Linked DNA regions of Homo sapiens: region 1 is linked to region 2. A link is a contact called in ENCODE Hi-C or POLR2A ChIA-PET data. All regions are on one chromosome and are shown on one strand. The core of a region is the stretch at or near the end of the contact, and the rest is flanking DNA. Distances in the headings are between cores, read along the strand shown.

Evidence for each region. A loop is a pair of places that touch in the nucleus more often than their neighbours do. ChIA-PET counts read pairs that join two places held with the same protein, here RNA polymerase II (POLR2A). Pooled maps may share reads with other maps.
Region 1: a map of naive thymus-derived CD4-positive, alpha-beta T cell shows a loop between it and region 2 (19-fold over the local background). The contact joins the promoter of SWT1 here to the promoter of XPR1 in region 2. A Hi-C loop is called at or near these places in 1 of 168 maps with a recorded cell type or tissue (naive thymus-derived CD4-positive, alpha-beta T cell) and 9 of 50 pooled maps. POLR2A ChIA-PET finds 5 or more read pairs at or near these places in 1 of 52 experiments (T-cell).

The regions. Positions count from the first base shown.
Region 1 is chr1:185,155,629-185,159,114 of GRCh38, reverse strand. SWT1 (SWT1 RNA endoribonuclease homolog) reads right to left here and starts at 1,948. Exons shown (of 19, transcript NM_017673.7): 1 at 1,801-1,948. TRMT1L (tRNA methyltransferase 1L) reads left to right here and starts at 2,162. Exons shown (of 15, transcript NM_030934.5): 1 at 2,162-2,637. The coding sequence starts at 2,403. RefSeq lists silencers at 1,556-1,675, 2,416-2,665 and enhancers at 2,216-2,325, 2,169-3,074.
Region 2 is chr1:180,630,601-180,633,774 of GRCh38, reverse strand. XPR1 (xenotropic and polytropic retrovirus receptor 1) reads right to left here and starts at 1,753. Exons shown (of 15, transcript NM_004736.4): 1 at 1,505-1,753. The coding sequence starts at 1,573. RefSeq lists enhancers at 888-1,388, 1,389-1,889 and a silencer at 1,014-1,393.

The DNA of each region.
Region 1 (3,486 bases), core at 699-3,198, 4.5 Mb before region 2:
TCTGCCTTGTTCTGTCTTGGACTGCTCACTCTAGGGAAAGTCAGAGTGTCATGAGGACACTCAAACAGCCCATGGAAAGGCTCGCAAGGGAAGAACTACTGGCATCTTGCCAACAACCAGAACCAACTAACAGCCAGGCATGTGAGTGTGTTACCTTTGAAGCTGATGATCCTGCACCCCTAATCAAGTGACATGACAGCAGCCCTGGCACATATCTTCACTGCAACCTCAGGAGACCCAAAGCCAGATCAACCCAGAAAGTCATTTCTGAGTTCCTGACCCACAGAAACTGTGGAGTAATAAATGTTTACTGTTGTTTTAAGCTACTATGTTTTGGTATAACTTATGCAGTAGCAATAGATGAATAACATTATTTAATTCTTCAAACATTGACGATTCCTTCTTCAGGATGTCTTACAAGCACAGACCATGCTTAGAAATTCTTACAAAAATTCCCACAGAATCCAGACACTAAAATCTGACCCTTTTAATCTGGTTTCCAGCTGGTGTTAAATGACATTAACATACTGAATCTAGCTTTCAGTTAACCATCTAGTCATTTAGAAATAAAAAATCATCATGAACGACAGTAAAAAAAAAAAAAAGAAATGAGAACAAGAATTATTGGATGATGCACAGATATAGTTAGCATTTCTGTAAGTTATAGTCAGTGTTATCCCATTTTTAATTGACTGTTGAGCCATGAGTCAACTACACATTCAGGAATACTAGATAAAAGCTGTACGGGACGATCAGTAAAAGGGATTTAGGACTATAACTCACAGAAGCTCCACAGGGATAATCTGTTCCCATTAAACTGGGGAGAGGTTAAACACACACACACACCCCTCCAGATATATACTTCTTAACTATAGGGGGAGGAGTTAATTTCCAGTTAGTGCTTCAAAGTGCCAAATAATCATGCTATCTCTTCCCCGGGGTTCTGAAACAAGTAGGAAACAAATAGACCAAGAAGATTGGCGTTTATCAACTTAATTAACTAAGAAAAGCTAACTGGAAGCGCGCGTCTTGTTCTTGAGACTAAATTGGGCTTCCCTCTCCTGCCCTGATGCCTAGAAGGTTCGGACCAAGCCCAAGCAGGGCAGCCAGAAAGTTCACGTTTTTCTCCTTTCTGTCCCAGTGGATTTATCGCGGGGGGACAGAAGAAAGAAACAAGAAAGGCTCGAATGTCAAGTAGGCACTAAGAGTGAAGGGGAGAGAAGTACGGGGGACAGGGGACTCGCTAGCATATGTTTTGGGGATCTGAAACGCATCAAAATTAAATGCCCCGAAGCTCTACCCACTCAGAGCTCTGGTTATTAAAAGCCTGAAAACAAAGCAAAATAGAGCAAAACAACTAATTTCTATCCACTGGCCACACCGCAGAACTGCTGATACTGGCAACATGAAGACTAAAGCAAAAATAAAAACAAAGGAAAAGAGTGTTCGGGTCACGGTGTAGGTGAGGGTGCGAAATGAAGAACAGACCCTAATTCCAAGTCAGCTGGATGGACAGGCAAGCTCGTCAGCTGCTAGTAAACCGCCGCGGGCCCGCGGGCTCCGCACGAACCGACCAGACCCCAACACCGGGCAAGGGGCAGCCCCGGAGGCAAGCCGGGCCAGAACCACACCCTCCACGGAGCTGGCTCGTCCCCGGACCCGCCCACAGAGTCGCCCCGCCCAGGTCCGTGTGACTCCTGAGTCCCCAGTCCGGCCGGCCGCCCGCCCGCCAGTATACTTGGGGCGGGGGACGAGGGGGAACCTGCCCAGCAAAACGTCAACGCACCCCGCAGTTCCTACCTTACCAGCGCCGGCGGCAGTGGCAACTCCGGAGCCCCAAGCCAAAGGAGAGGGACCCCCGCCTCCCAACACACACACACACCCCGCCCCACCAACTGTATGCCTGCTGGGAAACGTAGTTCTGCGCCCGCATCCGCACTACCTACTCACCGCCCCACAGCGCTCGCTTAGATTTGCATTTACTTCCTCCGAGGCTTGAACTCCGGCCCCGCCCCCAGACTGCGCAGTGTATCCTGGGTGCTGTAGTCTTTGTTCGGTTTGGTGGTTGGCCGGTGGGCCGGAGACGCACCGTAGAAACCGAACCCTCTTACCCAATTGGACGCCGTCCCCAGTACGCTTCTGCGCAGTTTGTGGTGGCGTCGTAACGCCTCGGGGAAAGGGAAGCGGACGGGCATCTGGAATCGCTGCCTCTGGCTTTCTGTTTTCTACTAACAGGATTTGGTCACTGGTTCTTCATCTTTTGTCTGTTGCACGCATCCCGCCCTCCCCACTTGCTTCCCCACTCCTTGGATCCAGCCCTGTGGGCATTCACGTCAGTTCTCTGACCCCGCCGTGAGCCCCGCTCCGGGTCCCCGGGCGGGCTTGGCACGGAGGCGGTAACTATGGAGAATATGGCGGAGGAGGAGCTGCTGCCCCTGGAGAAGGAGGAGGTGGAGGTGGCCCAGGTCCAGGTCCCGACCCCGGCCCGGGACTCGGCTGGGGTCCCAGCTCCGGCCCCGGATTCGGCTCTGGACTCGGCTCCGACTCCGGCCTCGGCTCCAGCCCCAGCCCCTGCCCTGGCCCAGGCTCCGGCCCTGTCCCCGTCCCTAGCCTCTGCCCCTGAGGAGGCTAAAAGCAGTAAGTGCAGAAGGCCCAGATCTTTCTGCTGCAGAAGAGAGAAAGTGCGCCTTGCTGGGAAGTAGGGGAGGCCCTTCACCGGGATGGTTTTTATGGGGCAAGGCAGGTTTAGGAAAATGGTGGGGAGGAAAGAGGGGCCCGTGTAGCGGCTAAAGCAGGGTTACAGAATGGGAGACGGCATCTTCATAAGCCTCGAGGATGTCACGGTGAGGGATATGCGGAGAGCAGGAATGCTGCAGATAGAAGGAAATAATGAGGTTAAGGGCTTTTTCTTAAAAGGGAGTCTTTTTAAGGTACAAAAATAGGAAGTTACACATAATTTGGTAGTTTCCCGCAGTCCAGTCTGCCATGGTTAACTAAGTTCTTTCAAATGTGACATAGTAACCGAGGCAACCTGTTTACGGTAGTAGATCCTAGCTGCCAACATTTCTAAACCATTACTGTCAACTAGCTTTTCTGCTTCGACAGCCACAAGGAGATGAGTTTTTCTCATTTCAGTTTTCTTTTCCCCCGCTAGCAGCTTGCCTCCGAAAAGATTTTGAGGCTGAGTAGTAGTTTAGGAAAGAGTCGACTAAATTTACGGATGTTTTCCCCCATACATAAATACCAATTGAGTTTTGTACTCCATTCCATCAGAAATAGACTGTTGAGAATTAATGGCCCATATTATTGTGCTTCTGAATGTGCCTGCATGTTTTCTAAGTGGTGGTTTATTGGACCATATAGGAATTTAAAAGACTGATGAGTAACACTTTCTTAAGGATCTTCTAACATTTTAAAATGTAAGGTCTAAGAAAGACATAATTTAAGTTCTTTTAACATTTAGTTTGTGGTCATAAGTTGACCTTT
Region 2 (3,174 bases), core at 504-3,003:
CTAGCCAAGGTTTTAAAACTAAATGTTATTAGAAACAATAAATCAACTCTGCAGGCTGAAATGTTAGTCCCTTATTTCACTCATTCTTACAAAACATGGCCACAAAATACTGTAAGAAATTGAGTGACAATAAAGCATTAATAATTATAGGCCTTTCATTTCTAGCAATAATGAAATACTCTAGGTTGCAAGTGAATTTATTTCACAATATTCAAGATTCCGTTTAACCTACCTGCATCTCTTTCCCTGTCTTCTTCAATTATTACAATGGCTATATGAATAAATACACTCACTGCTATTGCCCAAACCTCCTATCACTAAACTTATATAAAAATTAAATGGAGAACTAAAATAGTTTAATTCATAAAATCTAGCTAAGTTATGTGTGTTCATATTGATTTTATATTCTTTGTTCCTGCACACAAAACAGATGTGAATTCCTGGAGGTTACAGATAAGTCTGTCTTTCTCTATCCAGGAGCTGAATTGCCAGCTACTGAGAATAACCTATTGCAATGCTTAAAGCCTCTTAGGTATCTTGTCTTCTGAACATATAAATGGGTTCATTATCTTTATTTTTCCCTTTATTAATGTAAGGTTCCTTATTATCTATTAAATACCTTCCAGCAGTGTTAGCACAGAAATTGGGAGGGAATGGGGAGCATGATTTCTGTAATACACAGGTAAGGTATATTGTTTACAATATACTAATTTTCTCCCCAGCTAGCAAAAACTTAGCAGAAAATAAAAAAATGTTAATAATTCTCTTCTCTCCTTTCTCTTCCCTCCATTCCAAAACAAGAGGCAAAAACAAAGATGTTATTACTCTGTAGACTTCATGCAATCAGTAAAAAGAGTCTTATTATCAAAGCAGAATAGTTGATTACAACGTGTTTACAAAAACTATAACCACTACATATGTGATACACACTTAAGTCAAGTTTCAACCCCGTTACAAAGCCTTTGTCAACAGTGGGCAAGTGGGAAAAAGCCGAAGGGCTCTTTGGAATGAAGGAAATCACTGGAGGGGCTTCTCTTGGAAGACAAGGATTCCTTGGTGAGAGGTGTAGAGAGAGAAACAAGACCTAACCTTGGCGAGGGGGCGCTCGCCCAGGGTGGGGACGAGAGGTCAGGGCGAGTGGGGAGAAGGGGATTAGCGCGGAACAGCCGCGACCCGGGGCTGCCCTCGCACCGTGACTCCCCCACCTGCAGCTCACCCTCCCACCGTTCCCCGGCCCCGGCCCCGGCCCGGGCAGCGCCTTTCCTCCCGGCCCTCCGCCTGCATATCCGTTACCCCGGCGGCAGCGGGGCTGCGGGGGAGGGGAAGGACAGCGGAGCCGGGAGGCGGCCGGCCGCGGCGGGGATGCCGCAGTGGCTCCCCGCGGCAGCGGGTCAAAGTCTGCCCGGGCACAGGGAGCCAGCTGAAGCGGAAGGCGGCGGTGGACGTCAGGACTGGCGAGATGGTGGCCCCTCCGAGTCCTCCCACACCCCAGCCGTGCCGGTACCTCATACTGGATGTATTGCTTCCTCCACTCGGGAGTGATGTGCGCGGAGAGGTGCTCGGCGAACTTCATCCTGCCGTTTCCCCCTCACTCCCACTCGGGTCCAGCAGCTACAGGCGGCGGCGGCAACAGCGACTCCGACTCCTCCCCACATGGGCCCCGGCGCGGCGCGGCGCTGCGCTTCTCTCCTCCTCCGCCGCCGCCGAGGTCTCTTCAGAGCAGCCCGCCCGCCATCTTCCTCCTCCTCTCCATAGCCCCGCCCCTCCCCGCCCTCTGGACGTCATCGCCATGGTAACCGCCTACACCGCCCTGACGAAGGGGGTGCTGTAAGGGGTGGGGCTTGGGTACGCTTCTTAAGACTCCGCCCCTTGTGGGCCGTACGTGCTGGAGGCACCTCCCTGGATCTCTTCAGTCTGGCTCCTGTTGGCCTACAGCTGCTTTCTACCGCCTGTCTGGGAAGCAGCAGTGTTGTTACTGCAGTTAATATTAATACTGTAGCAACAATAATCCACACAAGACGTTTATATTTACAAAGAACTGTGCAAATATTTTTCCATTTTGATATTTATGCTTCATAAAACCTTTAAGAAATGGATCAGCACTAATCCAAACTAAGAAGCTAAAACAGTTCAGGACTAAATGTATTTAAAGGAACAGTATTTTACACACTCTAGGTGCTCAATAAGTGCTTATTGAATTTAATTAAAGACATCAATGCCAAAAAGTGCATGCTGCTTCTGAATTTCAATGTAATTGTCTAGTCCAGGGGCTATCAGAAAAGCCAATAAAAACACCAAATGAGGGTACCGACCGCACTTGTAAACTGAGCTTCCTGGGGTTGGGGGTGAGGGTTGGGAGGGAAACCAACGTTGAGAGGAAAGAGAACCCCGTAGAAGTACAGCTCTAAGCCCACCCCAGTAAAACCGGAAACAGGCCCAGCACCCAGGCTGAAGTGTCCCTGGGGAACATGGGCAGAGATCACTCACAGAGCTCTGTACTACATTGAGTGTGGGAGTGATTGTCTTGGAAGTCCCAATTCAGGACAGAAACCCAGGTCCTACCCTGGGTGGAGGAGACCTAATAATAATTTATTGAGCACTCACTGTTCCTGTACCAAGTGCTATTCTAAACCTCTTACATGTACTTTGTCCCTTGATTCTAACATTTTTTTTTTTGGTCTCGCTTTGTTGCCCAGGCTGGAGTGCAGTCACACCATCATGGTTCACTGCAGCCTTACCTCACATAGGTTTGTGAGCCATCCTCCCACCTCAGCCCCCTGAGTAGCTGGGACTACAGGCACATGCCATTATGCCAAACTAATTTTTTTGTTTATTTTTGGGAGAGATGTGGGTCTTGCTATGTTGCCCAGGCTGGTCTTGAGCTCCTGAGCTAAAACAGTCCTCCCACCTAGGCCTCCTAAAGTGCTGGAATTACAGGCATGAGCCACCTTGCTCAGCCTAACCCTCACAATTTTGATGAGATTTCAAGATTTACTAGGGAACTGCTATGCCTGGAGCAGTGCTCTGAGATATCATTCTCTGCTGTTGTCTTTTTTTCTCCATGTACTTTTTTCCCCTTTCTCTTCCCCTTAATTCATGCCAATAGGGATTCTGCAATCATTTCCCCAGGAGAGGGATGACACAAGATGGAAAATAGGCATAGACTATGAGTCT